Regions from separate parts of the Homo sapiens genome. Here region 1 is linked to region 2. Evidence: read pairs that join two places in POLR2A ChIA-PET (ENCODE). Cell type or tissue: PC-9. All regions are shown on one strand. Links, peaks and the distances in the headings refer to the core of each region. The heading gives the core; the rest is flanking DNA. Region 1 holds the start of ABCC5-AS1 (ABCC5 antisense RNA 1). Region 2 overlaps ABCC5 (ATP binding cassette subfamily C member 5).

Evidence for each region. ChIA-PET counts read pairs that join two places held together with the same protein. Peaks named below come from ENCODE experiments on the same cell type or tissue, not always from the same donor. Only the 100,000 strongest peaks of a DNase experiment are listed, where the experiment ranks them.
Region 1: POLR2A ChIA-PET joins it to region 2 with 11 read pairs; 6 of 35 experiments call an interaction of 5 or more read pairs at or near these places.

What each region holds. Positions count from the first base shown.
Region 1 is chr3:184,004,364-184,008,751 of GRCh38, forward strand. The region is part of intron 2 of ABCC5 (ATP binding cassette subfamily C member 5); the gene reads right to left. It overlaps ABCC5-AS1 (ABCC5 antisense RNA 1), which reads left to right and starts at 1,975. Exons shown (of 3, transcript NR_046570.1): 1 at 1,975-2,098. It overlaps LOC124909468 (a long non-coding RNA gene), which reads right to left. Exons shown (of 2, transcript XR_007096191.1): 2 at 4,112-4,388. RefSeq lists a silencer at 2,654-2,703. In PC-9, for the core only: no CTCF peak of the experiment used is centred there; DNase peaks (open chromatin) are centred at 318, 1,838 and 2,588; H3K4me3 peaks cover 1,063 bases; H3K27ac peaks cover 4,000 bases.
Region 2 is chr3:183,950,658-183,955,045 of GRCh38, forward strand. It overlaps ABCC5 (ATP binding cassette subfamily C member 5), which reads right to left. Exons shown (of 30, transcript NM_005688.4): 18 at 2,429-2,613; 19 at 1,200-1,346; 20 at 784-913. Among named protein-coding and RNA genes, the nearest start is that of ABCC5-AS1, 53 kb to the right of the region's middle. In PC-9, for the core only: no CTCF peak of the experiment used is centred there; no DNase peak of the experiment used is centred there.

The DNA.
Region 1 (4,388 bases), core at 62-4,061, 54 kb after region 2:
GCCAGGCATGGTGGTGCACACCTGTAATCCCAGGTACTTGGGAGACTGAGGGCAGGAGAATTGCTTGAACCTAGAAGGCAGAGGTTGCAGTGAGCCAAGACCATGCCACTGCACTCCAGCCTGGGTGACAGAGACTCCGTCTCAAAAAAAAAAAAAAAAAAAAAGGCCAAAATATAATTTGTAAATGAAACTTCCTCCAGTGCCTAACACAATGTGTGTTAAATGCTTAGTACAAGGCTTTCTGGGTTCCATCATGTGACCACCATACTGCAGAGCAGACCAGAACTGCTGATCACCGTGAGAAGCAAACACAAAGGTCAGGGGCTGAGTGGTTTGGCTATTTTTCTACTGTGAGACACAACATTTAAGAAAACTAAGTGACTGCTCAATATCATACCTGCATAATACCAAAGAAAAGTAAACAGAAGGTTGTCAAGTTAACAGGATTCTTAAAAAAGCCAAACAATTATAAGCATTTATTGTAACCCATTCTGTGTAGTTTATCTCTAAAAGCCTGAGTGTGTCTATTTCCACCACATAAATATAGATTTCATAATAACATACAAATCCTTTTTAGCGAGATTTGCTTTTGAAAACATATCCTGAACCCTCAGGTCAGGTACAGCTGTCAGTGTCGTGGCGTCTCCTGGGTGGTTCCATGCTCTTTTCAGCAGCCCAGCACACTGGGCCAGAGACAGGCAACAGAGCCATCATGCTTCAAAGAGGAGCCAAGTGCTGTATTCTGAGCCACCGAATTCCAGAAAGAACATCCTTGGGAAGCTCACCCAGCCCCAGCATAGTCTGCCTAGTAAGTGTCTCTCCTGGGCCTCACCTACAGAGAGGTGAGGCTAAATGGGGACTGGGCAAGACGGCCTTTGAGGTTCCATCCATCTTTTAAAGTACACATGTCAGTCTTGCTTTCTACCTCCATGAGCAGGCTTTGGTAAGTGGAAGTTCTCATCTGATATCTAGTAACAATTGATTCTTTGAACAGCTAATTCATAAAATAATCTTAAATAGTTAAAACATATATAACATCTAATTATCTAAATAGGCTAACTCCTTAAAAGGGGGGCAGGGAGGAAAAGGATAAATTTAATTCTGCTCATTAGTGGACTTCAGTGCACCAAATTAACTTCACATTAGTCTGTGAGTTTAATAATGACAGGTTTAACCATTGCAAAGCCTTCTGGAGTCCCTGTTTCTTTGCGTTGACCTTTTTATTTTTGACTAAAAGAGAGGGAAAAACGGTAAGACATTAAAAAAAGCATGAACAGGGAGGGGGGAGGGATAGCATTAGGAGATATACCTAATGTAAATGACGAGTTAATGGGTGCAGCCCACCACCATGGCACACGTATACATATGTAACAAACCTGCACGTTGTGTACATGTACCCTAGAACTTAAAGTATAATAATAACTAAAAAAAAGAAAGCATTAACGGAAACCCACCTAACTGTGGAAACAATATTTCATTGAAAAAGTTTTCATTAACCATTTGTAACTTCCAAGTTATCTTAACCAAATAAAGATTTAGGTACTTAAAAAAAAAAAAAACAGGAAGCTAATTCCAACACTTTTCTTCCCCTTTGACAGAAAGTTCCTTTAACTCATGCCAACAGGCTATATTTATTTCCCTTAAGCAGCACTTCCTAGGAAAGCCGCGGCAGTCTTGCAGCAAACGGCATAAGAGAGCTGATGATCCCGGCAGCAGCCCAACCTCAAGAGCCCCAGCGAGCTGTCAATGCAGTTACCAAGCATGAGAGCCACCTGGGCTCCACACCAATCGCACACTGTTGTTACCTCAGCCGGAGATCTCTGGGCTGCTATTGGAGACCAACACCTGGCACCAGACCAGATACGGTGTCACACCCAGCAGCGCCTAAGAGACTACTGTGCCTCATAAAGCTTTATGGATGCCTACAGGGAGAGAAGAAAAAAAAAAAAAAAAAAAGGCAGGTATTCTTACTTATCTTAACCCTGTCCAGAAAATCTGCTGAGTCACCGAGTATCAATCAAGAGAAAAATAATGCAGAGCTGCAAAATGCTAATCTCCTTCCTCCTGCTCTCCTTCCTAACAGCAAGCCGACTCACAGGTAATACTCTTGACTTGGAAAACACAAGGGCATAGACAAATTCACACGTCCTTAGTCTGTAAAGAAAAGCTTTCAGGAGCAAACTCTAAAAGTACAATGTACTAGACAAAACTATTTTATGAAAACAATGGCTGTCTCTGGGTAGAGGAATTAAGGGTGGTTACTTTTTTTCTACAACTTTACACACTTTGTACATTTTCTATAATGAGCCCATATTTCTTTCCTAACAATACATCTTCGAATCATTTCTGGTAAGAGATTAGACCCACATCTTTGATCCCTAAGATACAACTTGAGCTCACCAAAATATTTCAAAGCATTAATTATGAAAACTCCAACCAAGATTAAAGGGTCAGCCTACCACAGAACTAAGGAAATACTAAGTAAGAGCCCTGGATTTTATGAATACTTGCTTTGTTACCTTTCCTAGACACAGGATATTCTAATTTGGTAGGAAGAAAATCCCACCAATGACACACTTTTGAGAGAAGGGGAAAAAATAACTAAAGTTCATGTGCCAGTAATAATGGTACATGAACTTTAGTTTACTTCTGCTTTTTTTTTTTTTTTTTTTTTTTTGAGACAGAGTCTTGCTGTTCCCCAGGCTGGAGTGCAGTGGTGCGATCTCGGCTCACTGCAAACTCTGGCTCCCGGGTTCAAGCGATTCTCCTGCCTCAGTCTCCCGAGTAGCTGGGACTACAGGTGCATGCCACCATGCCCAGCTAATTTTTTGTATTTTTAGTAGAGGCAGGGTTTCACCATGTTAGCCAGGATGGTCTCAATCTCCTGACCTTGTGATCTGCCCGCCTCGGCCTCCCAAAGTGCTGAGATTACAGGCGTGAGCCACCACGCCCGGCCCACTTCTGCTTATTTTTCCATTCTTCCTTCTTTCCCAGATTAGACATGCTAATGAAAAACAAGGCACCCTTACCTTTGCCTGAGAGCACTAAGAAAACAAACCACCACCACAATAAAATAAAGCTCATAAAAGCATCTGACAAGCTTTGTCTTGCTTTTGCTTAAATATTAATTTAAAGCAATTAAAATCCAAACTCCTTGGCTTATTATTCAAGAACACACATGCCCAGGCGCAGTGGCTCACACCTGTAATCCCAGCACTTTGAGAGGCTGAGGCGGAGGGATCACCTGAGGTCAGGAGTTCAAGACCAGCCTGGCTAACATGGTGAAACCCCATCTCTACTAAAAATACAAACAATTAGCTGGGTGTGGTTGCATGTGCCTGTAATCCCAGCTACTTGGGAGACTGAGAGAGGAGAATCGCTTGAACTTGGGAGGCGGAGGTTGCAGTGAGCCAAGATCGCACCACTGCCCTCTAGCCTGGGCTACAGAGTGAGACTCTACCTCAAAAACAAAAAACAAAAAACAAAAAAACCCCACACATAATGTGAAATTCACTGAGGTATTGCACTATAGCTAAGACTTCACACATTTGATGCTCAATACCAACAAGGACTAGGTATCCCTATCCCACAACTCTTTCTTTTGCCTGGCAAGTTCTTCATTTCTCCAAATTCTATCCATTCCTCAAGTTTCCAGCCAAATGATACCTCCTCCTAAAGAGTTCCCTGAGAGAGAAGCACTTTCTCCTTTTACTAATTCCCACAGCATCTAAATTACAGTCATCTATGTAGAGTACGTGTTGTGAGTTTAAGCTTCTATTGGTGGACAAGCAGGCCCAGCACCAATTTATCTTTATCTGCACCAGACCACTCGGTTCAGTGCTGTGCATGCATCTTGAAGAGTGTTCAAATATTTGCTAAATTTAAAAAAATGAATAAACACTGACTGCATCTTAAAAAAAAATCAGGGCTCGTGGAGTCATATGATCTACATGTGCATATATAAATAGGATTAAAAAAAGGAACCATGCCTGAATAATCATGCCTCAGGCAAAGGAACAGTGTTTAGGAGCAGCCTAGGTATAAAACTTCATGTTAGCTGAAGTAACGCCAGCCTAATGCCAGCCAAAGTTAGTACTCAGGCTCAAAGAACTAACAGCAACAGAAACCACCACTTTATTAACACTTCAGGATTAAAGGATGCCTGCTAAGCCTCAAATTGTGTGTGGCCACAAGCATTAACATTACAGTCCCGAAGAAAGTGGGTAGATGTGCGAATGCTTTATTTCAACCCTAATTATTTCTAAGCATACGTGAGAAATTATAAATATTTGAAGATGTGACTAATAGAGCAATTTTTCCAAGTCATATTCCAAAAGAATGATTTGGTCACAATACTGAGAAATGGGCAAACCATGTAATCTGCATCT
Region 2 (4,388 bases), core at 68-4,067:
TTTTTTCTTTTTTCCATTCATGTGTGAGCACATGCGTGTGTGTTTAGCAGAAATGGGAACATGTTATGTATCAGTTCGAGTATCAGGGATAGTTCTGATTTCTTGTTACCTCTGGCCATGGGTTTACAATGGCCTATCAATGCCTGAAACAAACCCCTTCCATGAAGGCAGCTACAGTGCAGCAATTAAAAACATTAGCTTTGGGGTCAAAAAGATCTGGGTTCAATTTGCAGCTTTGTCACTCAATAGCTGTAGATCTTGGGCCAGTTCCTTGACCTTTCCAGATAGCAGCTTTCTCATTATTCAAGGAGTGAAACAACACCCGCCTGACAGGCCTGCTGCGGGGATTAAGGTAACATGCATAAAACACTGAGCATGCTGCTTGCTACACAGGAAGCCCCCTGTCAATGTCAGGGGCTTTACTGTTACTCTGAACTGTGGGGGTACAGTATTTCAGTTCTGGTGCAGGCACAGCCCATACAACAGCCAGAAAACCTGCCAGGTTGTAGGCATCCAGAAACCAATGCATTGCTTTAAAATCTGTGTGTGTTTCAGAATCTCAGATGCCTCTGTTCAAAGCCTTTCTGCTAACTCAATTCATTGAATTTATTTTCAGGTCAAACAAGACAGAAAATGCAGTTGCAATGTTCCTGGTGAAAACACCAGCAGTCACTGTGCTCTCAGGATCTACAGACAGACAGATCTGCACATTTGGAGAATCATCTAGAAGGCTGGAAGCACAGTGAGCTCCAGAGTATTAAAAAAAGGCTCAGTGAGAAATACCTTCATCCATGTCTTTGGAAAACCTGTTGAGAATCCTCCCTGTGGGGGTCGTGTCAAAAAACTTCATAGGGCTTCGAAGGATCCTTCGGAAAAGCTCGTCATGCAGCCGGGAGGAAGCTCGCAGCGTGCCCTGAGGAGCAGAGCACAGAGTGGTCAGGGCCCAGGGACGGCTCTGTTCCTACTGGTCCAGAGAACCGCTCCGCAGCACATCCACTCCCAAAGCGGGGAGGTGTGAGGGGTCAGGAGGGACAGGTGGCAAGTGAGAAAAGGTGGAGGCTAACGGAATATGAGTCATCTCAGCCAGGGCCATCCTGGTTAAGGGAGCTCCCCTACTCAGCATGAACTGAGAGACGCCACACCAAAGCCTGACCACAGGTCACCAGGGAGGAGGGCAGAGACCACCCACCAATGCATACCTTGACAAAGACAACTCCTCGAATGGCTTTCAGGATCAGCATGACTGCCATGGAGAGGGCGTAGATGCTGGCATAGTACTGCATATGAGGATTGTCCTTCATGCTGTCACTCACCGAGGTCTCGTTCCCTCGAGTCACAGTGGTGTTCTGTTTGAAGCCAAAGTTCTATGAGGCCAGACTCCTAACGACTGCCAAGAGCCCCTGCTCAGCGCCATTCTCAGCTCAAGGGCAGGGCAGGGTACAGGATAATGACCCACCCTGGGACCTGGTCATGGCTTTGTCCACCTCTTTTTTTTTTTTTTTTTTTTGAGACAGTGTCTCACTCTGTCACCCAGGCTGGAGTGCAGTGGCGCAATCATGGCTCACTGCACCCTCTGCCTCCTGAGTTCAAGAAATTCTCATGCCTCAGCCTCCCAAGTACGTGGGATTACAGGTGTGCACCACCATGCCCAGCTAATTTTTGTATTTTTAGTACAGACAGGGTTTTGCCATGTTGGCCATGCTGGTCTTGAACTCCTAGCCCCAAGTGATCCACCTGCCTTGGCCTCTCAAAGTGCTGGGATTACAGGCATGATCCACCACACCTAGCCCTCTTTCTCTCTATTCTAATGTCATATGGTTTGGCTTTGTGTCCCCACCCAAAGCTCATCTTGAATTGTAATTCCCAGGTGTTGAGGAAGGGACCCGGTGGGAGGTGACCGGATTGTGGGGTGGATTCCCCCATGCTATTCTTGTCGTGACAGTGAGTTCTCATGAGATCTGACAGTTTAAAAGTGTTTGACATGTCCTCCCGCACACGCTGTCTTGTCTCTCTTCTGCCACCTTGTGAAGAAGGTGCCTCCTTCTCCTTTGCCTTCCACCATGATTGTAAGTTTCCTGGGGCCTCCCCAGTTATGTGGAACTGTGAGTCAATTAACCCTCTTTCCTTTGTCAAGTACCCCGTCTTGGGTATTTCTCTGTAGCAGTGCAAAAATGGACTAATACACAACGGATGAGAACAGATAGCCTGCAGGTGTCCTACTGCACGCCCTACTGCCCTGTGGGTTGGTCAGCGTTTTTTTCCTTCTGGTGAGGCTACATTAGGGACTCATCTTTTCATCCTGGAAAAATCTCTCTTTACAGCTTCTTTTAAGTGAAAACTAGAACAGTTTCCCTAAGAATAGCCAGGGAATAGGGAGAAACGGCCACATTCTTAGACACAGAACTTTCCCATTTATGAGTAACCTTACCCCGCTTCCTTGCTTGATCCAGTAACTCAACCACCAGGTGCTGAAGGCGGTGCTGCCTACATTCAGCATGAAAAGGGCCATAATAACCAGGAATGCCAAGGGGCCCCCAGCAGCCTGGATGTAGACACCATATACTGACCAGGGCACTGAACCCTGCCCTTTCTCTTCCAGCTGCACAAGCTGCCCTAGGTAAGAAAAAAAGAAACATGGACTCAGAAGGGAAGAACTATTTCCATAAAACTAAGTCACCTGCAGAGCAACAGAATCGGACAACCGGCAGCTTCACAGGGGTCTAGATTAGATTTCCTCTTTGTCAGAAGCATTCATTCATCTATTTAACATTTACTGAGCACCTACCACAAACCAGACCCAGGATGAAGCCCAGGAGCAGCAAAGAGGATGAAGACCAGGTCCCCACCCCTAGGGACCTGGCTGAGGAGCCTGCCACAGACTGGTAGGACAGGCAGATCAATAATCACATAATTACAGTGAAATGTGCTCAATGTGATGATAGAGCTATACGCAGGGCAGCATGGGAACCCCTGGGAGGCATACTTGACCTATTTGGCTTAGGTGTGGGGTGGTTGGCAGGCATGTTTCAGGTAAGACTTTCTGTATTGCTTCTCAAAAGGTAAGCCACAGATGACCGGGTGGGGAAAGGAGAGAGCAGGCAGAGAAAACAACACAAGCACAGGCACGGGGTAGCAAAACACACCACCACAGTGATTCGGCACAGCTGGAACAGATGTGCACTTAAAGAATGGCAGGAGATGAGGCCGACTAAGCAGGCTGTGGTCACAGAAGAAAGGCTTTGAATTTTGGCCCCACAAAGAACTTCTCAACAGAAAGGGTGACAGGTGTGTCTGACTTCTGTTGGGCTAGGAAGGACCTGGGATGGCTGATATTGCCACACCAGCTGCCTCTGGGAGCGAGCAGCCTCTTTCATGCCTCCTGTGTTCCACACAAATAGCCTTTTCTGTATGTGCCCTATCAGGGAAAATATTTGAAAATGGAAGGTTACTGAAAGACTCCATGCAGGAAAGTTGGTTGGTCTCATGTTTTGTGTGTGTGTTTTTTTTTGAGATAGAGTCTCACTCTGTCGCCCAGGCTGGAGTGCAGTGGCGTGATCTCAGCTCACTGCAACCTCCGCCTTCCCGGGTTCAAGCAATTCTCCTGCCTTAGCCTCCCAAGTAGCTGGGATTATAGGCGCCCGCCACCACGCCTGGCTAATTTTTGTATTTTTAGTAGAGACGAGGTTTCACCATGTTGGCCAGGCTGGTCTCGAACTCCTGACCTCAGGTGATCTGCCTGCCTCAGCCTCCCAAAGTGCTGGGATTACAGGCATGAGCCACCGCACCTAGCTGGTCTCATGTTTTTAACTAGATCTCGCAGCTGACCGTGTGGAAGACAGGTTCAAAACGAGGCAGCTGTAACACTGTAGGTAAGAGATGATAAAGGCCTGAACTGGGGTTGTGATGGTGGGATGGAGTTTCGGGAGGTAAATTCAGTAGGACATAGTAACTGGCTGGCTGCTGGAGGAGAGAAAAGGTTCAAATATATTCCTGAGGATCTCCCTGGCGCACTCAGATTCTTAACACTAATATGAGAATACAGAATGTAAACCAGAAAGTACCTTGAGACGGGTCTCAATCAATTTAGGAGTTAATTTTGCCACGGTTAAGAATCATGACCAGTGACGCAGCCTCAGGAGGTCCTGAGAACAGGCCCAAGGCAGTTGGATTACAGCTTGGTTTTATGTTTTAGGGAGACATGAGACATCAATCAATATAAGTGGGGTAATCACTGGTTTGATCCGGAAAGGTGGGGCAACATGGGGCAGGGAGGTGCAGCTTAAAGGTCAAAGGTGAATTCAAAGATTTTCTGATTGGCAATTGGTTGAAAGGGTTAAGCTCTGCCTGAAGAGTTGAAATTAGCTTGAGTGGTGGGGGAGTGGTGGGGG